3 separate regions of the Mus musculus genome follow, and all the other regions are linked to region 1. Evidence: chromatin loops called from intact Hi-C (ENCODE). Cell type or tissue: gastrocnemius. All regions are shown on one strand.

Evidence for each region. Peaks named below come from ENCODE experiments on the same cell type or tissue, not always from the same donor. Only the 100,000 strongest peaks of a DNase experiment are listed, where the experiment ranks them.
Region 2: a loop joins it to region 1, with 3 times the contacts of the local background. A loop is called at or near these places in 18 of 42 quality-filtered maps.
Region 3: a loop joins it to region 1, with 5 times the contacts of the local background. A loop is called at or near these places in 29 of 42 quality-filtered maps.

Annotation. Positions count from the first base shown.
Region 1 is chr9:42,995,983-43,003,982 of GRCm38, forward strand. Arhgef12 (Rho guanine nucleotide exchange factor (GEF) 12) reads right to left here. Exons shown (of 41, transcript NM_001359232.1): 16 at 5,876-5,918; 17 at 5,464-5,569; 18 at 4,987-5,124; 19 at 4,375-4,407; 20 at 3,966-4,080; 21 at 3,084-3,189; 22 at 1,592-1,804. Among named protein-coding and RNA genes, the nearest start is that of Gm36648, 52 kb to the left of the region's middle. In gastrocnemius, a CTCF peak has its summit at 4,273 (motif pointing right); no DNase peak of the experiment used is centred here.
Region 2 is chr9:43,279,596-43,287,595 of GRCm38, forward strand. It overlaps D630033O11Rik (RIKEN cDNA D630033O11 gene), which reads left to right. Exons shown (of 3, transcript NR_168927.1): 3 at 259-475. Among named protein-coding and RNA genes, the nearest start is that of D630033O11Rik, 24 kb to the left of the region's middle. In gastrocnemius, CTCF peaks have their summits at 4,907 and 7,521; DNase peaks (open chromatin) are centred at 4,870, 6,011 and 7,511; H3K27ac peaks cover 778 bases.
Region 3 is chr9:43,202,081-43,210,080 of GRCm38, forward strand. Pou2f3 (POU domain, class 2, transcription factor 3) reads right to left here and starts at 3,675. Exons shown (of 13, transcript NM_011139.2): 1 at 3,574-3,675. The coding sequence starts at 3,601. In gastrocnemius, no CTCF peak of the experiment used is centred here; DNase peaks (open chromatin) are centred at 728, 3,727, 3,827 and 6,356; H3K4me3 peaks cover 387 bases.

The DNA.
Region 1 (8,000 bases):
CTACTTTCAGGGATTCTACACACAAACAGCCTGTTAAATACCGGCAACTGCAGTGGTTTAAAAACATGTTCATAAACTTTTAATTCTCCTTCAGGAATCTGTGTCCCCTGAAGTATGGATGACTTGGTGGCTTGCCTCTCACTGGCTGAGGTGACAGCAGAACTCTGTCCTCACTCCCTCCTTTAGATCACTCTAAGGAGTCAGCTATAGCATCCTGGAACACTGGAGCAACTCCTGAAAGAGCCCCGGGGCTCTGGGCTGAGGCCTCATCTGAGTTATCTAGTATGGAGGAGGGTGTTCCCTACTGTCCCGAGAGGCCTCATGTTAGAACCACTTAGACAAACAGCTACAAAAACATGAGAATACTCTCTGTGTTATGCCACTAAACCTGGAGTGATTTTCACACAGCAATTAATAACAATAATTACTCTACTATATTTAACTTTTAAAGTTTATCTCTGAAATATTCTTATAAGGTCCTACTCTACACTGTTTCTTTAATGTTCCCAAGTATATCACTTTAGAGGCAATTTTAAAGTTCTTATGCATTATCAAAATTAAGCTGTTCCTCTAGGGGTGGCTTTTCTATGTCATTGTCTAACTGTATGGAGCTGTGTGTTGCCTCATGCCTTAACTTTAAGAAGCAAATGTTTCCAGGAATGAGGAATGATGTTCATATTTAAGGATGAAAAACTGTATAGCTGACCTGGCTTTCTTTCATTTTTTTCCCTTTCCTACTGTGTGGAAATAGCTATGATTCAAATATTTGACCTCTTCTTGTTACTGAATTATCATCAATGTAAAAGAAAAAAATCTTCAGGGTCTCAAATTTACAGATTTTCTTTAAAGTTTATCTGGGGCCTGCCATGATGAAAGAAAGGTGTTTGCTGCCACCCTGATGGCCTGCGTTTGGTCCTGGATCTCACGTGGTAGAGGATCCATCTGATCAGCGAGGCGACACAGCTCAAGGCACCCTGTGCTCAGTGCGCCTTCCTTTCTGAGCAGCCTTCTTCTCTATCCGTCCCGTAAGTCTGCATCAAGTGTGTGTGTGTGTGTGTGTGTGTGTGTGTGTGTGTGTGTGTGTTTTTAAAGTCTCAACTCTGCTTCCTTTAGAAAACAGAAGATTTATTTGCCAATAACAACTAGCCAGTTTCCTCAATCCCCCTTATCTTTCTTTCCCGGAATGAAAAAAATTTTCCAACTACTGGTGTTGGGTCTTCTCTTCTTATTTATGAACAGTCTCCCTGTGTGTGCCTGGATGGCCTTGAACCTTTGATCCCTCTGCTTCTGGCTCTTGAAGGTGACTCTGGCTCTATCACCTTACCCAGGGGCTCCAATGTAGATTTTTAGTTTTGTGACTTTCCTCGTGCATCTTATAAGCTTCAAATGGCCGGCATCTGTGTATAGTTAACACCTCAAGAGTTCAGGCAGTGGTTTGGAGTTTTGATTTTTAGGAAAATAAAAAACTATCATTCAACATATTTCTATTGTGAACTGTAGAATACTACAATATTTAAATCAAACTAAACTGGGATTCATTTGTAATTAAAATCTTCCATTTTTCCACTGTTTACTCTAATGAATGACTCACCTGTATCATTCTCTCTCCCTCCCTCTTGGGAAAGAGCAGTCCCTGAGGTGGCAGAGGACATGGAACTGGCGGGCAGGTATCCAGTGTCTGTTCCTTCATTGGCTACTCCACTCTGGCGCAACTTGGCAGGGTCCTGAGGCTCAGGACTCACAGACGAGGGAGTGGATAAGTGCTTCGGGTGGCGTGACTTCTGTATCTCCATGGCCCTGCCAACTGAACAGAAAGCAATGGTCAGAAGCATGTGTTGCAGAGCGGCTGTACAGGAGGGAAATAAATGGGGTTGGGGTAAGGAAGGAGAGAGCAGATAAGGAAAGTTAAGAGGGATGGAGCAGAAGAAAGAACATAGAAGGAGAAGCTGGCAAGAGCAGTGGCCGTGGAGGCAGAGGGAATGCTGGGAGACAGTTTTATCTCCTGAAAAATTAAAGATGCAGCCTCTATCTGTGAGTGTTATCCCTCTCCACCTTTCCCTATATATTCACAATATCTCCGCTGTACCAAAGACTGCCCTCCTCCTTACTCTTGCTCACATCAGATTCTTTCGGGTCATCCTCTGCTACCTTATGCATCCTCACATGGCTCTGGACAGCCCGAATCTAAGTCCATCTTCTCCTTCTTCGCAGATTGCCTCTGCCTGGCACTTGCAGGACTCCCCATGTCCTGGAGACGCAGCATCACTGCTCTCCAACCAAACTGTCACCCCATTATGCCAGAACCTCAGGTGAGAAGCCCAGCACAGGCTGGCTACCTTCCTAGTACCACATCTGTCTCTGCTGCCACACTGTCTGGTGGTCTGACCTCGCTCTGCAGATGGGGTTGACAGGCTGTCAGAAAAAGCACAGTGGACACATGGAAACCACAGAAATACGCAGAAAGTAAGTAACAGTAAGTACAAAGGGACTAGACAAGTCATGGTGGAGTGATCGATGACCAGGGGTGTGCATGCATGTGTGTATGTGTGCGTGTGGTGTGCAGGTCTGAATGAGACAACTCTGAGTACTATTTCCATTCCTCAGTCAAAGTCCACATTCTTTTTTAAGTCCAGCCTCTTCTCACCTGGAACTCAGTACGTAGGTCAGGCTAGCAGGCCAGGGATCCACCTGTCTCTGGCTTCCCAGATTCCAGCTACTACATTCGGCATTCTTCCTCAACATGGGCTCTACAGCAGATTGAATGTCTCTTTTAAGAGCTTTACCAACTGAGCTAGCTCCCTGGCCCAAAGCTTTTTTTTTTTTTTTTTTTAAATTGAATAAGATAAAAATCAAAGATAAGAAGCCGTGGCAGGCATGGGATGGCACACGTCACTGATGAAGATGTTCACATCAGTTAATACAGCACCGTAGGTGAGCTTTGTTCAGAACAGCACTAGGGGAAACAAGGCAGAGTGCAGCATCAGCAACAGCAGCTGCAGAGCAGCTGCCTCCAGCAACACATTCCCGACCAAACAGGCTTCTGAGGAAAGGCAGCAAGAACAGCACCTCGAGCTTCAACGTACTTGCACTGTTGTCGTGGCGGCTTGGTCTTCTTGGGGGTCCCAAAATGCTGGGGAATCCTCTTCGCTTCCCTTTTTCTTCGCCCTCTCTATCTTTCTTCATGCTTTGCTAAATTCAAGGTACAATTACAGTAAGATAAGAGACATGGAATAGTAGGTCTTGTTGTTGTTTTCAAATACAGCAATGTGACTCTAATGGCCAGCTGAAAGGAAATGGCACGATACTCAGAAAAGAACCACGGCGCCCATGGAGCCGAGCTGCGTGTGAACCTCCAGCTCAGCATGCCTTATTTTCTGCTTTTGCATTTTTGGTGTGAGACAACATCTGATGTAGTCCTGGCTGCCCTTAAGCCCACTATATAGACAAGGGTGACCATGACCTCTGGATCTTCCTGCTTGTAACTCCCAAGTGCTGTTGATGCAGGCCTGCACTACCAAGCTCAGCTTTCAACACAAATAATGCTCTTAGAAAGTAAAAAGCCAATTTTACCAGCAGCTTGCTGACAAACATTTGCTGTTTTACAGCATCATTCACCCATTCAACATTTTCATAGTATGTGAAAGCACCGTGCTAAAAACTAGGGACACACCTTTACACTCTAAGAAACACTAAATAAAACCTAATAATTACTGAGACAGGTGCCCTGAAGTGACAGTCTAAGGTACTGGTTTGCAGGCGGCAGGCATATAAACGTTACCTTACCTAATAATAAGCTTTTCTATGTGTGGATTTCTCACTAGATAGTTTCTTGGCAAGAGAGACCAAGTTAGACCTATCACGATGCTCAGTGCTGATGTGCTGCCTTAGTAAACGCTGGGAAGGAATCACTGTCCGCAAATGTGCAGAATGGCAAGGTAGCCCCTGTGCTATTGCCCCAGCCGCACCTTGATCTTTGGAAGGAAGCCGATCCGACCCCGCTTGTGCTCCAAGTTTCGAGGTTCTTTCACTTTTACTCCCAAATACTTCATATACATGAGAATTACATACTGCATTGTGGAACTGGAGGAGAAACGATTGAATACTGTAAGAATTCTGATGTGAGAAGGATGGTCAGAATAAAGAGATCAAGTGATTTCTAGAGGCCCAATGATGGAAATTAATCAAGGCAGAAACTTTAAAAAAAAAAAAAAAAGTACACAAACCAATTCTATCCACATGACACTAGAGTTACAAACCAAATAAAAAACAGGCCACCAGAGGGAGCCTACAGTCTACATATGAAGTTTAAAGAAACAGACATTTTAGAGCAGAGAGAGAACCTAGCTCTAGTTGGGGTAGGGAACATTATATTACCTCCTTTCTTCTTCTACAGCCTGAGCAGTCATCCTAAAAATAGGAATATTTTAAGGTGAAATACATACAATTGCAGATGGTCTATCTATAAGTCAGTGATACATTTGGAAGTGATCTATCTGTAAGTCACACAACACAGTTCAAGGCCCTGGGTTCAATCCAAGGTGCCATCAAAAAGATCAAAGAAACATATACATTTAATCAGAGATTTGCTATTTAAGCTTAGACACCTGAAACAACAGAAAAGAACTAAATGATTAGGGTCCCGTGTACATCAAGGATAAAATACTCAAGCAACTCTACTCCACAAAGGACCCCCACCATTTCACAGCTGCGTCATTAGATGAGTGTGTTCCACAGCAGCAAGTACTGCCCAAGGCCTTAAGTCATGCAGTGAAAGTGGTCACCAGCGCTTATCACTGACTACAAGTCTTGGAGTTACTCATTAACCAACACTCAGAACGGAGAAGGCAAGAACTTTCAAAAGGAAAAAAATTCCATTTCCAGTGTCAGGACGAATAATTCTACACATTGCAACCTGACTGCTCCACCAGATCTGCTTAAAGAGGGCTCCAAGCAAAAGCAGCATTTCTGCATGCCGTTCTGACTTACAACACTTCTTCAATTTTGGTAACGATCTGTTCCGCACATGCTCGCTCCTTCTCCAGAGTTCCCCGGTCCTTGTCTCTCTCTGCATCAAGTTTAGTCAGCTCACTCTCAGCCAAGGTCAGCCCCATGCTGCGTTTCTGTCTAAAAGAGTTAGGAAAAAATATCTCAGCAGAGAGCAAACTATCTCCCTCTAGGTGTCTAGACAGCCCTACCTACAACTGACTATGGACAGGCAGGATGTCCTGTTTCCTACTTTGACCTAACAAGTTGAGGGTCAAGATGCTGCACTGAGCCACCTCCATGCTGAAAGGGCCTGAATGGAGACTATGGACTCTCATCCACCCTCTGACTTCAGATGCCCACTATGTTTAACGACAGGGCTAAGGTCATATGGTTTACATATGTAGCTTTTTCCTATTTAAAAATATAAGCCAAATAACTCACAATGAGCACACCAAGTTTTCTCTAACCCCAGCTTACCGGAAATCCTCCAAGTGCCTCTGAACTTCAGGGTGGACTCTCTCCTGCATTGTCTGAATGTAGAGGCGATGCAGATCCTCAGGAATAAGCTCAGGTCTTCTCTTTTCTGCACAAAGAAGAGGAATTAAGTGATCTAAAGAGATGGTCTATGCAGCCTGACACTGGCAGCACAGTGACATTGCACATCCACACTGAACTTACTACACCAGAGAACTTACTCAGTGCAGTTACTGCACTTCCTGTCAGAAGCCAGCTCTCATCCTTTCATCCTCTCAGTGTAGTAGACTCTCTTTCAGCTGTGAGTCACATGGTTAAAGTAGCCTGACTAAACTAACATAAAACAGCGGATCTGAGGCGAGCCACAGTTTGATGGAGACACTAATCTTCAGGGACTCGGGTGCTTCAAACTTACCTAGATCCACGGAGATTTCCTCAGGAACTGGAACCTTCAGGTGCTGAAACAACACAAGCAGAGTCAGAGCTGCCCCGCAGGCTTCCGGGGCAGACTGAGGAAGGTGTGTAGGTTTATCCTAAAGGTGTTTGCTAATCCAGCTGTTCTTGCCCGTCCAAGTGACACAGCCCTGTCTATTGCTTAGACATGGAAATAAACTCTTTCCCCAAAGTTCTGCTGTGAACAAAGAACTAGCCATTTTATCGGGCAGCAAAATAAATGCTTCGGTACCACTCCACGTAACTATCTGACATCAGCTTACTATAAACGCTGGTCAATATAATCAGTTATGCATTACCTGAAATGATACAAGTAAACCTAAGCTATGCGTCTATTATATAGGAAAACTTGACTCACATAAGTATGATGTTCATGTCTGAATCTGAGCGGCTCATCCTACAGACCACGTGATTATCAGTAATGTTCTTAGCTAACTGTTAAATCCCTCAGCAGTACACTGCCGATGAAAAAGTACTGGATGTTATGTTGAGTTTTTGAGTCTTAAACTCTCAACAACAATCAGTAATAATCAGTAGTTCCTGCAGTAGAACTGAAGCAACTATTTTAAGATACACTTCTTTCTATCAGGATTTCTCCCCATAAGCATGAAGAATTATTATCAGACTATAATGTTCTTTACCCAATAACTAAACAGAAAATCTTATTATTTTGTATTCAGAGGAAATATCTTGGTTCTTATACAAATTTTATACTGTACACCTATTAAAGTCATATATTTCCTAAATTTATAATTCTTATAAAGATCTAAAGTTGTAAATTTGAAAATAAGTCAGTGTTAAAATATTATGAGACCATTACATAATTTATTTTGGTGTGTGTATGTGATGTGTGCACATGTGTGTAAGTATTTACACTTGTACATGCATGCATCTGTGAAGGCCAATGTTGGCTTCTACTATCACTCTCTACCCTATTCTTTTTTTTTTTTTTTTTTTTAAAGATTTATTTATTTATTATATGTAAGTACACTGTAGCTGTCTTCAGACACTCCAGAAGAGGGAGTCAGATCTCGTTACGGATGGTTGTGAGCCACCATGTGGTTGCTGGGATTTGAACTCCTGACCTTCGGAAGAGCAGTCGGGTGCTCTTACCCGCTGAGCCATCTCACCAGCCCCTACCCTATTCTTTTGAGACAGGGTTTCTCATTGAACCTGATACTGACTGATCTATTAGCCTGGCTGGCTGCAGAGTCCCTGGAATCCTTGTCTCCCTGTCTTCCCTCCTGCGCTGGGAGTACAAGTGTGCACAGCCACGCCTGGCTCCTTATGTGGGTGCAAACATCTAATTCAAGTACTTATACTTGCACAACAAGCACTTACCGCTGAGCAAGCCATCTCTGGCCCCTAAGAAGAGTGAAATGGCAAGACATGTTCATACATGTCTGTAATCCCAACACTTGGGAACCAGAGATGGGAGAATCTTAAGCCAAAGGCCTGCCTGGGCTAAAAGACTCTGTTTCAATGATATGGAAAAGGGAAAGACGTGAGAAACAGAAAACAGAAATGTTCTTTTAGCACACATGCAAAAAAGTACATGTGGGTTAGCAGTGTAGCTCAACAGCACAGCCTTGCTGAGTGCACTGAGACAGGGGTGTGATTCTAGCACCACAAGAAATCAAATAAAAACTAATTCATTTACATATGGACATGAGTAATATAATTTTGACTGGTCACATGAAAGAAGAATCAATACGTTAGTATGGATTCTCCTAACACTTTGCTGCTGGCACAGCTCCTGAGCAGCCGACAGGCAGGCAGGCAGGTAGATGCACAGTTCGAGGGAAGTAGGTGATCCATCCACACTTTACACTCTTTCCAGGAAAGCAGCAGGGTCAGAGCTGGGATGCAGAGACAGCTCAGTGGTGAAGAGCATGTGATCTCGCAGAGTTCACTTAGGGCCTGACCCTGTCTTCTGTCACCCATAGTCCCTGACACACAAGTGGTACATTACCCTCACAGACAACAAACATACATGAAAATAAAAAAATCAGTAAAATAAAAAACAAAGTCTTCTGTTGAGGAATCTTGGAGAGAAGTGATGGAGACTAGAGTTTAAAGCAGCCATC
Region 2 (8,000 bases), 280 kb after region 1:
TGGAGGTGTTACTCAGAGGTAGAGGACGGCCCTGGATTGCAACCTAGACATTGGCAGGAAGTGAGAGAAAGCCCTTATAGCTTGGGATTTCTGAATATCCCAATGCCCCACAAAGGAATAACTTCTAGTGTCCAATCTACAGGCTAAAACACATCTAGTGTTAATAACTAATGTCCTCACTTTATAAATAAGGATGATTATAGTAAGGTCACACGTGTAGTCATCTGTGCAAACCTGAAGCATATATTCTTTTTGCAGATACTTTTGAGAGTGTTGTCATCTATCCAGATGAACTGGGTGATGCTCTTCTGCGCTGGACACTCAGCATACGCTTCAAGCTCACTTGGTCTAACCTGGGACTTGGACCAACATTCAACCTGGGGTGAAGCCTCACAACTGGTGGGCTGAGCTCCTGTTACTGCCCCGCTCACTGCCCCCTGTAGTATGGCAAATAAACTTGTTTTCTTTCTATCCAGCTCTAAAGGATGAATTTATTTTCTACCTGCTAATCCCTTCCTCACTACCATGATGGACAGTCAGTCTCCTACCGTTATCAGCATCACCAACATCAGGACCACTATCCCCACCACCACCACCACCACCATCATCACTGCCATTACCACCACACCTGTTAAACAAACCCCAAAGGACTTCACAATGATACAAGCAAACTTCTAGTTTAAGTTTTACGTGGGGTCTAGGGCAGGAAGATTACAAATTCAAGGGTAGCCTGAACTGTAATACTAAGAACCTATCTCAAAATAAAACTAAGACAATAAAATTATTTTTTTCTTTTTCTTTTCTTTTCTTTTCTTTTCTTTTCTTTTCTTTTCTTTTCCTTCTTTTTTCCTTCCTTCCTCTCTCTCTCTCTCTCTCTCTCTCTCTCTCTCTCTCTCTCTCTCTCTCTCTTTCTCTCTCTCTTTCTTTCTTTTGAGACCCATGTGTACCTGAGACTGGCCTGGCCCAATTCACTATGCAGATCACATTGGCCTCTAATTCACAGCGATCCTCCTGCCCCAGCCTTCCATGCACTGGGATTACATACATGCAACACAACTCCTGGCATTACAAACATCCTCGTTTGTAATGATGGAATCGTACAACGCGGAGCTGTTCCTGCTTCTGTGCAAGCTTTGAGTGCACTTAGATCATTGTCCCCAAGAGCATTAGTGTGGAGGGTGTCAGCCCCTGTGGCATGGGGCAGGCCCAAGATTTGCTAATTCGTTGCAATGAAATCCTGCACAGAGGCACAGGCAGCGGGGCTGACCCCTTTGCCCTGTCTGAACCTGTTCTGAGCCCTGCCCTTGGCTTCCCCCTGCCTCCCTGGGGTCCTCTTGGCTTCTAAAGCAAGGACGGCTGAGGAGGGGAAACGATTGTTCCTTGAACTCCCCCACCTCTCTTGACTCATCAAAGTAGGGGTATCCGGCTTCCAGAATGAGTGGGGGCGGAACGAGATGGAGAGAGCCACTCTGTAGGCTGGGAAAGATGCAGAGCCCTCATTAGCGTCTGACACCTCTAATAAAAGCCGCATATTCCCCAAAAGCGATTTTTGAAAATCCTCTACTCTTTGAAGCTTGGTCTTAAATAGCCACTCCTTCCATGAATCTAATGGGAAACCAAGCCCCTGGGCGAGCTCACAAAGGCTCTACCTAGAGCACCTCCTCTGTCCGAGCATCTGAGGTTCTCCCATGGGGACCCTTGATGCTTCTTGTGGCTGGGCATGAAAGGGAGTCCTTGGTCCCCACAGAATGGAGGAGAGCCATCTCCAGGGGCTATGGCTGGAGTGGAAACAGACAGGCCGGAGTGGTCAGAGCTGGGAGAAGATTTGGAACTTGGAAAGTGGATGGGGCTGAGACATGTGGTTGAACCCCCAAAATTATTTTTCATGGTTATTCTCTTCTCCTTTCTCCTCTCCCCCTTCTTCTCTTACCTGGTTAAAAGAAGTAGTATATATAAGAATATAATGAAAAAATAAGCCCCCTTTACTTTAGAACACCCATCTCTCAAGCAGAGGCTATAGTATATCCGAATCATTTACATTTTTGTTCGTTTGTTTGCTTGCTTGGTTTTTTTTTTTTTTTTTTGGTTTTGTTTTGTTTTGTTTTTCTGAACCAGGCTTGGTGGTACTCATCTGTAATCTCGGAACTCAGAAAGCTGAGGTAGGAGGATTGCTAGGAGTTTGAGGCTAGCCTGGGCTAATTAGCAAGAAGTCCTGGCCTCAAGTAAGTAAGCAAGCAAACACAAAGCTATGCATGGTGGTATGTATCTGTCACCCTGGCACTTGAGAGGGGAGGCAGCAGGGCCAGAAGTTCAGGATCATCCTTGGCTTAGGTGGTCAAGCCTTGGCTAGTAGCTTTTAACAATACATATTAGAGATCTTTGTACAAGTCGACTTTGTTTAGTCACACATTTTATTTTTTATATGAGCATCTGATTAATTTCACCTTTTGCTATATATAAAGCACAGCCATGGTGATTTTTTTTTTTTGACCTCTCCTAAGGAAGGGCATTCTAGTCTATCTATAAAGATGAAGCTGAGGTGCCAGCTTTATGCACAGTCATCTGTGCAATTTCTGGAAACAGAATTGCTGCCACAGGGATATGCAGCCCAGGATTGATAGGCATTGCTTACTTACGTTGTCTTCCAACCAGCATGGACTCAGGGTGGGGACAGAGTTGTATGCCAACCTTGCAAGTCTGCTCCCCTGACCTCCAGCCCCCAACAAGAAGTGATGTAGCGCAGTGATGTGGCTAACTGCTTTGTGGAGTACCTGAGAATCGCTTCTACGGGGGCTTAGAGAGGACCATCCATCCTCCTAACGATGCAGAGGTGTTTGCTCAGCGATGTTCGGATGTTTGCTTTGGCTGAGTACTGCTTACATCTCTGAGCCAAGCTACTGGCCCACCCCGGGGAGCTCTATGGAGATCCTCCTCATGTACAGCCATGGTTTGGTCATTCGAAACACAATTTTAATTTTTCAAAGCCTTTCGCAATCTACCTTTCATTCCGTTTCAGCCTCGAGGGAGGCAGATTAGATATCTTTGGTCTGATGACGAAACCGAGATCCAGGAAGCTGTCTGATGGCGGACTGGGTGATGGTCTGGTTCAAGAGTAAGGAGTCTAGGGTTCAAATCCAGCACGGACTTCAGTTAACTCCACGACCTTGGGCCTGTGGGAAGTGCATAGTTAGGTGGATCACCAAACCCTCACCATAAAGGACACTATTTAATGTCTGTCCCAGATGCTGTAGTTAGGTTGGGGGCCAGATGGCACACGCCATGTTCAACTGGCTGGCTGCTTGTGATTTGATGGCCAGGTGTGGGTTGGCTGGCTCCAAGCTTGCTTCCATTATCCTGACATGGCTCTTGTAGAGAGAGCACACAGAGGCTTCTCTCCTTGGCGTGGCTTTGGTGGTGGAGGGGATCCTGTATTGCAGGCAGGGAGGCAGGGCTGTGGCTGAGGCTGATGGGGTTGGTCAGGTTTCTAGGGAAAGCGTCCTCTATTGTGGCCTTTGCAGAGGCACTGTAGGAAGCACCCCTCTCTCCTCTACATTCACAGTGGCTTCACACAGCCAGCCAGTCTCTCCAGTCAGGTCCTCCACACAGCTCTGGGAGCCAGCCTTCCTGGCCTCCTGCTCCAGTCCTGATCTGTTAGTAGCCAGCCTTCACCTACCCTGGCTCCCGACCTCCTTAACTGCAGAATCCCTGGCTCTTTCTTCTCTGTTAGCACCCTGGAATAGGTCGCACCTGGACTAGGAAGCAGGCAATTCCAAGGTCAAGTGTGGCTTTTTGGGAGAATGGCTGTGCTCATGTGACCTCTGCTGACTTCAGAGTGGCTTTGGAAAAGCTTATCAACCTAGCTTCAGTGTCCGCACCTTGGCAATCAACATTTCTATTGCAATAAAGGACTTCCAGAATGGTTCCTATTTACATAGGCTTGTGGAATCTCTCATTATACCTCTTCTGATGACCATCACAGAGGGGCTTCTAAGAACATGTGAGATACGGGGAACTAGAAGCCAGCAGTCATGATGCCAGACTGAGAGGGGTCCCAGAGCAAGGCCTGAGCCTGTCTCCAAGCTGACAAAGGCTCGCAGAGGACCTAGAGTCTCCTTAGGCTTTTTTCCTTTCTTCTTCCTTTTCCATCATCCCCTCCTCATTTGGACACAAGGTCTCATGTAGTCCAGACTGAGTAGTAAGAGTCTCCATCTCTTACTGCCCTTGTCTCTACCTCCACATTCTGAATTACAGGTCTGCACCTTGGCTTTAAGCTCTTTCTCTCTCTCTTATTTTTGTGAAACAGGGTCTTCCTATGTAGTTATGGCTGGTCTCGAACTCAGCAATCCACCTGCCTTAGCCTCCCATGTACTGGGATTACAGGTCTGAACTATCATACCTAGTTGCTTCTCTTCTCTCTCTTTCCTTTCCTCTTCTCTTGCCATGACCCCTTGCTTCTCTTCATCATTATCATTGTTGTGATTATTATTATTCCCCTCAATGTTTTGGCTCAGGGTCTTGCTCTGCAGCCCCCGCTGATCTGGAACTATGTAACATTGGTTGGCCCCAAACTAATGGCGCGCTTCCACTGTTCGGTAGTGAGCACTTCATCTTGTTCTTTAGGCTTTTTCCCGCGGCTGGATGGGAGCTTTGACACTGGCCAGAGGCTTTCAATAGATCACAAAGATGGTGAGATCGAGAAAGGTCAGAGAGGAAGCCACCTAGGGCTTTAGGCTAGGGGCCTTTATGGGAAGCAAGACTTCTGTTCCAGGCCACCCAGCTGTCCTCAGGCCTTGCTGGAGAAAGAGTCTGACAAAGCAGACGTAGGCTGGAACCAGACCCAGCGCAGGGAGGAGTTGGCTGAGCCTGCCCTGGGAGGCTGGTTGAGCGGTGGTGTGGAGACACCCTGTGGTAAAAATGGGTACTACACTTTGGTTCACTGCAGGGCCTGGGAGCAAAGCCTTGCTGGTGTTAAAGGCAGAGCCCATTCACGCGCCACCAGCCCCTACAGGAGAGGAGCAATGGCCCAAGCTCAGCTACTGCCCACCTTCTAGTTGCACTTTCTAGAAGTCTTCCATTACCCCACAAAGCCTCAGTTTCTTCACCTGTGAAATGGGATGTACCAGCAGGTTGTGCCAGTCAAGGGGACAGATGCTTAGCCCAAGGTCTAGCATGGAACACCAGCCAAAGAAAGGCTGGCCATTGCTAGAAAGGGGACCGCTTTCCCAATGCCACATAGTTAGAAGGGAACTTACTGTGTTTTACTGGAAGCAGAGTTTGGACCCCAAGCCGATAATGGTTCGTAGGATGGAGAGAGTTATATACCATCTCAGGTGAGGCAAGAGAAAGTTGAATGGCCACATCTGTTTGTTTGTTTGTTTTTGGTTTTGTTTTGGCAAGCCTGCTCTGCAAACAGGAGAAGCAGATCTGTGTCACCTGGGATGATTTGGAATGACTGTGACCCTTCTATTCTTAAACAGGAGACAATGAGCTGTAGTGATCTCAGTGGCTTGGGCAACTCGAGTTAGAGCCATGGAGCTAGATGCTACCCCAGTCCTCTATTCCAGACTTAGCTAGGGTGTGACTGTTGTCTTCACTCTTTTGAGTCCCTTTGCCACCTGCCCAGCCCCTATAGGAGTGTCCTAAGGGACCTTGGCCCAGATATCTTCCCTTCCTCTCCCCTATGCACGCTTCTTCAAGGAGGAAATTGTTTGAGAAAAAGTCAGGTGTGGCCTTATGCATCTGTGGCTCTGATCATGTGCCCTAACTGTTTTCAGGGGAGCTGGCTCCACACCAGCCCTTGTTTTCTCCCTTCATCCTGAAGAGGAGCAGCCGGAGCCAAGAATGATCTGGGTAAATCAAGCAGCCACCGGCTGGGTGATTCAGGGCCCTGGGGGTGGGGTGGCCTCCTGCGCTGGGATCCTGCCCAGAAGCAGGGTGGGACCTCTCCTTGTAACATGCTGGAGCTGGCCCAAGGAGTTGGGGCTCCTGAGCCAGTGTCCTGGAGCTCAGGTGCCAATGGTCTCCCTGCCCTACCTGTTCCCACTCCTGGGACCCTTTGCTAGCTGGCCTTGGCAGGGCTTGTCCCTTGTCTGTATACATCTGTGATGGGTAAGGGGGCTGAGATGTGGCCACAGTATGCCAGGCAGCCCATCCTGATGGATCATACCTGGCACTGGCCAACGTGGGCTGCAGGCAGCAACCTGGATCCTGGGGTCTATGCTCCTAAGCATTGTAGAGGTGGGATTTGAACCCAGGTCAGCTGAGTCCGTACTTACTACATTGTACCTGTCAGCTCTTGTGTTTGGCTTTGAATAGAGAGTGAGGCTGTCGGTTAGGTTGAGGGAGAGCCGGGGCAGGGAAAGGCGTTGCAAGTTTGGGTAGTAATAGGGACTTAGGGAAATGGGCGAGGTTGGGAAGAAGGGAACCAGTGTGGTTGGCGATTTTTGTGGAAGACCAGAATTCTTAGCCAGAGGTTAGAGGATATAAGTCCTACCTCCAGAGAGCAGAGCCCGGTGGGGCACATACTACACAGATGACCACGACAGGGTTAGGAATAGACATATGGCCAAGACAGACCTATGCTCGGGCCTATAAGTGGTCCTATCCTTCTTGCCCGCTGAGAGCAGTCCACCACCTTGTTCGGTGTGCCATTTCAGATGTTGTATTTTTTTCATCATGACAAGGGTCAAGAAGATCTTTCTTAGGGCACTCTGGGAATTAGGGGTTGAGGGGTGGGGTGACATTCAATATCTAAATCCTGCCAGCCATAGGAACTGCCTGCCACTTTAGCTGCTGTCCCTGCAGCCTTGAGCCTCAGGATCCAGGCAGAAGCCTGCTGTTGCTACCTGCATTGCTCTCTTGCTCTGTGGTGGGTGAGGCTTGTCTGTCAGGGTGGTCTCTACCCTGGGGCTAGCTATTTAAAGTTCCTCTAGTTCAGGGAATTGTCAGTGTCTGGCACCCTGGCTCCTGTTCCTCACAAGCTGACTGATCTTGGGTAGTTGGTCTCCTGGGCCCTTGATTCCTCACCAGATTGATGGTAACAGATGCCTACCTCAGAAGACACTTGGGAGTAGAAAATGTGCCTCTGTGCCGGGCTAGCAAACTCTTGCTTACTGATTGCCTGCTCGGTGAGTGCTCACGGTGGGTTTACAGAAAGTACGAATTCAGCCTGATGCCCAGGGAGGGGCCTAGAGAGAAACACTGACCCTGATAGAAGCCGAATCCTGGGCGAAGCCCCACCCCCAATACGTGCAACAGAGTAACCTGGTTTAAAACAGGAACCCGGCTGGAATATATGTTTGAGAGCAGCCTTCTCCCTGCTATAGAGAATCTGAGGGCGATCATAAAACGCATTCCGGCGCTGGCCAAAACAAAACAAAACCCAGGCCTTTGTGGAAGAGGGGGGCGGTCATCAAAGCCTAGCGAGCCGAGGCAGGTCGGTCAGTGCTGGGAGCCGGGAAGGCACAGGCTTCCCACCGCTCCCAAGGCCCGGCAGCCACACTGCAGTGCCTCACATCACCGCACGGGGGCGCACGACCTCCCGCCTCTCTGCCTCTCTTCAAAGTCCCCTTTGCAGACCCTTTGTCTCCGTTTTTTTCTACTTTTCACTTAGGCAAAGAAAAAAAAAAAAAAAAAAAAAAAAGAAGAGAGATGCGTTTGGGGACGACCTCCCTTGGACTGAGTAATTTGATTTGCTTCGCCAGGCCAGGAGCCATGAAGGTGACATTTAGAGCTAAGTCACTGGTGGAAGATGGTCGTCCATTCATTAGCCACCTACTCATAAACTCAGCATGCGATAGCCGGTGAGACTTTGCCCAGCTATTGGTCATCTTAGCGACTTGGGTCTGCCTCCTGAAAGCCGTGGGAAGCTCCTGCAGGGAGGTCGGCAGGGTGTAACAAATGGAGGACACAGCAGATTTGTTTTGGCATGATACCTGTGGCTGCTGAGAATGGACCCAGGTGAGCCAGGGTGCTCTGAGACAGCAACCAGGAACATCAGA
Region 3 (8,000 bases), 210 kb after region 1:
ATGAGATAGCCTGGAAACCTCTTTCAGTCCCCGGCATCTGATGCTCTAAGAACCTGTTCTTGTTGGGTAGGAGGCTGATGCTGATGGGTGGGACGAACCCTTGGGTCTCAGCCTAAAAATGGGCCAACACCGAAACTCCCTGAGAGGCTGGCAGTAACCCTTCACCCGTCGGACAGCACTGCCGGGGGTGAGGGAGAGAGGTGTGGGGTGGGGCCAGCTCCGCTGTGTTCTTATCTCGGTCTGTCTGAGTCGGCTCTCTGCCATGCTCCCTTCCCTGAGGAGGCTCAGGTGCTCAGTGTGAGCGCCCAGATACTTCAGGTAGACCACAACCTGCCTCGCCTAGTGCTATCATAGCATGAAGTTGCCTCGGCCTTTCCGTGGCATGGTCAGAAGTAGTTCCCCCATAGATACCTGGAAACACAGGCACCTCAAGGCAGTGCTCAATGCAGGCAGCATGCTGAGTGCCCTCCTGGGTTCAGGCTGTCCTGGGCAAACAAGAGCTTCACCCCGCTCTCCTGTTGTCCCTGTTTCTGGTCTAGGAAGGGACTAGCTAGACCAGCATCTAGTTTCCTTACTCAAATACTTGCTTTTTGTGGGTCCCTCTACAGGGAGGACTTCCTGGGGCCATCCAGTGCCATTTCTGAGCCAGCCAAGGCTCCAACTCTTCTAGTGTAGACTTTTCTTCTCCCTCCCTCCCTCTGACAGGCCTTTTGGCTCAAATGCATTCCTGAATGCCAACTGGCACAGGTCTGGGGTGTCTAGACCTCCCTCCCTCCCTGCGCTGACAGTGAGATACAATAGAAAGACACCCACGGCCAGACACTGCTACCCTCTAGTTGACTGTGTAGCACTTTTCTCTCTTCTCCCATCCTGACTGACTGGCTCTTGTCTGTCCCTTTAGGCCTGAGCACAGGAAGTCCCTCTCAGTCTGAGAACTCCCCTGCTACTTGCTCTTATCGCCAGGCTCCACAGTGAAAGATGTTCTATGAGAACACGGAGAGGAGACTGTGGCAAACCTGAATCAGCGTTTGTATCCAGGCCGTCAAGGACCACATAGCTATGGTGCCCTCTGAATGGGCACCCAGAAGCAAGTCTATGTCCAGGTTTATGGACCCCCATCACACTGATACTATCCAGGAAACCATCAGAGACATCCCTAAGTGCATGGTGGTGGGAATTCCAGGGGAAGTGGAGCAGCAGAAAATGGGTTAACTATAGAGGGACTAAAATACACAAGGTTTCCAAAATAAAGACGAGTGTCCCTTCCTCTGTACACGGCAGGCCCACTCTGAAAGGCCCTACAAAAACCTCAAAGCCTACAGTGACTTTTCCTGTAATCCAAGAATTGGAGATGCTGAGACAGGAGGATTCATTTGAGTTTGATATAAGCTTAAGCTAGGAACGAATGAACGGAGGAAGACTCTGTCTCAAATGACAACAAAGACCTTGAATGGAGAAAGCAGGGACAGCACAGAAAGCTCCAAGCCCAGTGAGCCTTTGGATGGGCCACTGAATGGTGAGCACACAGCACAGAGGGACCACGATTTTGTGAGTGACACGGAGGAAGATCAATAACCCTGGGGACTGGTGGGGTGGGGGTGGGGAGCTAGTTAAAGAGTGTAGCAGGGAGGCCTTCAAGACAATTGGAGAGAGAAATCAGGCGAAGTACACAGAGGCAGATAAGGCCCCATCCTGAGGGATCGCCCACTTTGGGTTCAGCACACTCCATCCGGAGCCCTGGTGAGAGCAGAGATGCTGGGCAGACCTCTGAGGAGCATCAGCTGGGGGCTTGCATGGAGGATGGGCCTGGGCTTCTCTCCCAGCTTCTCTCCTCTCTTGCTCTCTACCAGACCCTCCCAGCTCCCAAGCTGCTAGGATCCAGCTGTTCTACCTCCTCCCACTTCCTTAGGGAGAAGCCTCCAGTAGGCAGGGAGGTGGAAACCCCCCCAGGAAGTCCCTGATTTTGGTTCTAGAGAACTCCCTACTTTCTATTGAGTTACCTTTGGACAGAGCTCCATTCGAAGCCTGGCTTTCCTGATAGGAAATGGGGGGGTGAAATGCCTGCCCAGAGGACCTGTCCCCAGGAACTTCCCAGTCCACGTATTGCTTTGGGTCTGAAGACTCTCCTCAGACACTGGAGTACACCCAGTTGGATGGTTCCTTCAACCTCACCTAGTCCTTCCTGGCAAATCCTGGGGCACCAGCCACTGAGTGCCAACATCTCTCCACTTGTACTCATCCCTGCTGGGAAACAGCATTAGTGAAACCAGGCATCAGGGCCCTCCTGGACCCCAACTAATGTCTGCTTCCAGGAGTGATGGGAGACAGGAAGATCTAGCCTGTTCTGCTTCTTGGAGGTGGGTCAGAAGATCTACTTTCTCCCCCCTTCCCCTTTTCTCCTTTTCCTCCTTTCCTCCCATCCTGTTCTTCTAGAGCAATCCATACAATTTCTACAGCAACCCTCAAGTCCTAAGGAAAAATTACTAGGCCCTTGCACTGTGTGCAAGAGGTAAGGTACTAGGCTGTGAGTGGTCAAATTAGGTACAGCTTTTTGCATTTTGATTCTGTTACTTGCCCAACACCTCAGGCAGCCAATGAGAAGATCAGCCCTTTCCCCCACCTCAACCCATCAGCAAGTCTAACTTTCTAGCTTAGTAGCATCCTTAGCCCAGCAATGCACAGAGGATCAAAGTGATTGACAGGGCTGGGTCTCTCCACGCCCACCTCCCATTTGTAAGCTACAGGGTAACTGACTCCGGGCTATTTCATCTCCTGGTTTCCTCAGGAAAGGAGGTCAAAGGATATCGGACTCAGATGTGCCTGTTGCCATCCCCTCTGGCATATAGACCCATTATGCATTGAGCCCATAACATAGATGACCAATGGATAATGAGTGGACACACCTCCAACACAACCGGAACACGTGTGGTCCAAGTCTCATCAGGTTCTTTGGCGCTTACTCCACCCATCCTCCCAACACACAAGGGGGACAGACAGACACTCATGACACACATACACACAAACACATGCTTGCACAAGCCCTAATCAATGAACGATCCCGTGGCATGGCATCTGCCCCAGGTGCGCCTTTGGATTTGCTCCACCCTACCCACTTCCCCTAGGCACCCCCCATGCCCACTTTGCCTGCATTTCACACAGGTGCCCGGACACCAAACACGCAGCATGTGGATACACGTATGCACTCCCAGGTCCACACCCTAGCTGAGTGATTGAACCACCCAACTCCTGCAACCTCCTGGGACTCCAGTGCTTCAGCACACCCAAGTCCCACGCACTAACTCCCCAGATCTGGGGCTTCAGGAACTTCATGCCTCTCTCCATTGTTCTCCAAGATTTCATATTTCAAAGTTGCTCCTTTTAACCCCTCTCCCCATACCTACCTATCCACGCCAGCCCGGAAGGACCCGCTATCCGCATCGCCCTCTCCTGGCCGCCGAGGAGTTAACGCCACCCCCACCCCCCAGCCCCTCGCGTGGTGCAATGGTGTCCCTGTCCTTGGTCCCTTCCCACGCGCAGTGACACCTGTCGGAGCTCACTCCCTCTTCCCCTTACCTGTGTGCATGGGCTCCAGATTCACCATCCTGCCCCAGGCGGGGCCAAAGCCTGCGCCCCCCCAGGTCCCTCGCTGCTGCCCCAGCCTGGCCCCCGGGGAAGCCAGGGTCTCCCTCCTCCCGCCCTCTGCCGCCGCAGCTGCAGCCCCTACAGGAGCGGCTGCCACCTCGGTCGCACACTCCGCTGCTCCGGCCCCGGCAGGACTCCGCGGACAGGCTTAGCACACTCCCCAGGTGAGCACGCGGCGCGGGGCGGGGGCCTCGGCCACGCCCCCTGGCAGGGCCCCCGCGCTTGGTCCCGGGCCCATGCAAAACAGGGATTTGCATACGTGGAACTGGGGGCCGGGAGAGGGGTGTCAAGGTGCTGCCGGGGCGGGTCCCGACCCTGAGGAACACCTGTCCGTCGAGACCCCGCCTGGCAGTCCTTCCCCATCACGCCCTCAGCGGCTCCTACTCCTGGGGCAGTTTTGCTCTTTCGGGGAACCCCAGGCTTCTGCCTAGTTGGGCTCCAGAAGAGTAAGCAGTGCTGCTCAGAACCTGCGAGTGTTTGGAGAAGACAAGGGGTTGCTGCGAATGGTCTTGCCTTCCAACCGCTTACCACCGCCGTGGCTTGGGTCAGGCTGTTCACCTCTCTGACCCCATTTTACTCATCTATACAACGGGGCCTGTGGTTAATAACTGCTATCTATGAGAGCTAAGCAGGTGACTAAACCGGGCTGATTTCCTGTGGTTTACCCTTGTCACTTGCAGCAGCTTCTTCTGACTCTTTCCAGGGCTCTTTCCAGAGAGACACGGCTGTCCCTTTCCTGCCGGTTCCCACCATCAATCACCTCTGGTCCCAAGTTATGAGGGAGAAGGGTGTGGAGAATATTCGCCAATGTCAGCAGTTGTGATGGAGTTCACTTTTCAGGGACTGGAGTGACTTATCCAAACTCTGCAATTTGCCAGAGATGGAGCCTGCAAGGGCAAAAATCTCCCACTCTTCAGGGGCCAGCGAGTGACTCTGTGCCTCAGAGGAACACATCCAGCCAGCTCAGAAAGCCGTGTGCTGACAGGAGGGCAGAGCTTCCCTTTTCATCTCCTTTCCAGATACGATCCCCATTAACCTTCCACCCCCAGCCCCAGCCCAAGTCATTTCCGAGGATGGTCTTGGGCTTTTCAGCCTTAAAAGGAAGAAAGAGAAAGAAAGAAAGAAAGAAAGAAAGAAAGAAAGAAAGAAAGGAAGGAAGGAAGGAAGGAAGGAAGGAAGGAAGGAAGGAAGGAAGGAAGGAAGGAAGGAAGGAAGGAGCTGGAGAGATGGCTCAGCAATTAAGAGCACTGACTGCTCTTCCAAAGGTCCTGAGTTCAAATCCCAGCAAGCACATGGTGGCTCACAACCATCTGTAATGAGATCTGACTCCCTCTTCTGGAGTGTCTGAAGACAGCTACAGTGTACTTACATATAATAAATAAATAAATCTTTTTTTTAAAGTATACTTTTCTCCTGAGATTTCCATTCATAATACCCCAAGCTTACTGTGCTTCCGCTCTGGACTTAGCATGGTGCTGAAAAACTTTAAGGGTGTCTTTAATATTATTATTATTGTTATTGTTATTATTATTACTGAAGTGCTGTAAGTTCAGAATCAAGATGCTTATGCATGTTAAGCAACTCCAAAGCTGTATTCCCAGTCGGTTCCAATTTTGAGACAGGGTCCCCTTATAGAGTCTAAGACATTCTCCAAAATGTAATGCACATTAAATAAACCCTGTAGGGGCTGAAGAGATGGCTCAGTGGTTAAGAGCACTGACTGCTCTTCTAGAGGTCCTGAGTTCAATACCCAGCAACCACATGGTGGCTCACAACCATCTGTGATGGGATCTGACAACCTCTTCTGGTGTGCCTGAAGAGAGCGTACTCACATAATAAACAAACAAACAAACAAACAAACAAATAAATATTTAGGCAGGCGGTGGTGGCACATGCCTTTAATCCCAGCACTTGGGAGGCAGAGGCAGGTGGATTTCTGAGTTCGAGGCCAGCCTGGTCTACAAAGTGAGTTCCAGGACAGCCAGGGTTATACAGAGAAACCCTGTCTCAAAAAACAAATGAACAGGGGCTGGTGAGATGGCTCAGTGGCTAAGAGTGCCAACTGCTCTTCCAAAGGTCCCGAGTTCAAATCCCAGCAACCACATGGTGGCTCACAACCATCCGTAATGAAATCTAATGCCCTCTTGGAGTATCTGAGGACAGCTACAGTGTACTTACATATAATAAATAAATAAATCTTTAAAAAAAAACAAATGAACAAACAACTCAGTACACAAACAACCAAACAACCCCTGTAATAGTAGCATGGTGTCTATTTCACAGATGGGAACACTGGGGCTTAGGGAGTTTAACTTGCCACACAACACAGCCCATAAACACCAAGAACAGAATCTCCTCTGTGTTCACAGCACTACTCTCTTTGCTCTAGTGAACCATTTAAATGCCCTCTTTTTTTGAAGCTGGAACTGATCTGGTGCTGGGGAAATGGAGAGGCCCACCTATATCCTCTCTATTTTCCCCTTAGTACTGGGGATTGAACTCCGAGCGAGCATCCTGCATGCACGGTGCAGGACATGATTGGAACTCTGCAGCCTATGTGGAGGGTTATGTGGGCTCTTCTTAGCTCACTCCCCCACCCGGACCCCCTTTTCTTTCACTGACTTGATGTTTCCTTCTGTTGCCCTCAGGTCCTGGAACGATAGTGGGCACAGCAGACCTCAGAAAGTTTAAGTGCCAAGTGGAGGAGCAGGGACAGCCTAAGTGAGTCTTTAGGGCTGGGCAAACTGCCTGGCCCAGTCATACCCACTTGCCCCTCCTGGCAAGAAGGAAGGGACTTTCTTTTCCTTTCTTCTGGAGATCAGGTAAGGGCTTTGGGAGGTACATGTGGCTCTGGGAGTCCCACTTTTGGGATATTCTCAGCCTGTCCCTTCATTCCACATATCCTATTTTCCTTGCTGGGCTCTTTCCCTGGGCTCAGTGTCTGATCTACAGCTGGGCTCACAGGCCACCCTCCCAGAAAAATGCCTGCACCAATTCTGCAGAACCCATCTGTGATTTCCGTATCTCTATTTGCATACATTTGCATGGCCTTGTGCACTCAGAGTCTGGTCCTCTGAGCACTTTAGGGCCTGGTGCAGTTTTCTCCACATGGAATCTCCCTGTTTTCTCTCTGAGCCTCAGTATTCTAGAAGCCAGAGAAGTTTATATATTTATGTCCAAGAGCTAACTACCTAGGACTCTGGGGTTGGGGTGTGTGTAGGCAAGGGTGTAGACTTTTCAGGGAGGAAAGCACTGAGAGAGACAGAATCTTGGGAGTTCACAGTTGGAAGCAAAGCTTAAGGGTTCCAAAGACTGGGGCTGGGGTGGGATGGGATCTGGAGGAGGGGAGAGGTTGGCAAATATTGTCTTAGCTATTGTTCATCTCTTCATTCATCCATTAGGAGTACGTGCTCCACTAGTATGGAGAATGGTGCTCCATACTAACAATACAACATCTTTGGGTTTGGGTGTACCTGGATGGGGACGGGGGTGGGGTGGGGCAGTGTGGGGGAGCACAGAGCAACCTCAAGGGTCATTCATCAAGTACTAGCCCCCTTCTATCTAGAGACAGGGCCTATTTTTGCCCTGGAACACACCCAGTAGGATAGGCTGGCCCCAATGCAGGTGCAGGCCACCCCACCCAAGGGACGGAATTCGGGTCCTCTTGCTTGCAAAGTAAGCATTTCTCCACCAAGTGATCTCTCTAAGCCCCATAGGGCATCTTTGGGTTGTTTGTTTGTTTTTGTTTTGTTTTGTTTTTTGCTTTACTTTAACACTCATTTATTTAGTTGAAAAGTAAAGTCACAGGCTGGAGAGATGGCTCAGTGGTTAAGAGCACTGACTGCTCTTCCGAAGGTATATGATGGTTCATGTACAGTGTACTCATATACACAAAAATAAATAAATAAATCTTTTTAAAAAAAAGAAAGAAAAGTAAAGTCATTAGCCCCCACTTATAGATGGGGAAACCAAGGGAGATTAAGACAGTCAGGAGATGATGAAGTTAGGGTTTAAATCCAGTCTGGCACTGGCATCTCTCTCTCTCTCTCTCTCTCTCTCTCTCTCTCTCTCTCTCTCTGTGTGTGTGTGTGTGTGAGAGAGAGAGAGAGAGAGAGAGAGAGAGAGAGAGAGTGAGAGTGAGTGTATGTGTGTGTGTGAGTGAGAGAGAGAGAGAGAGACAGAGAGAGAGACAGAGAGAGAGAGGGATGAGTGAAGAGAAAAGATGCTGTCTGGAGCCAGAAGAGCTAGCTTGGTGAACACAGTTCCTTAGGTTTAATCCTCCTGCCTCAGTTAGCAAGAGAGAAACCAGACAAAAGAGTGAGATAGGAGGCAGCCTGGAGGTTTAAAGGGGGCAGAGA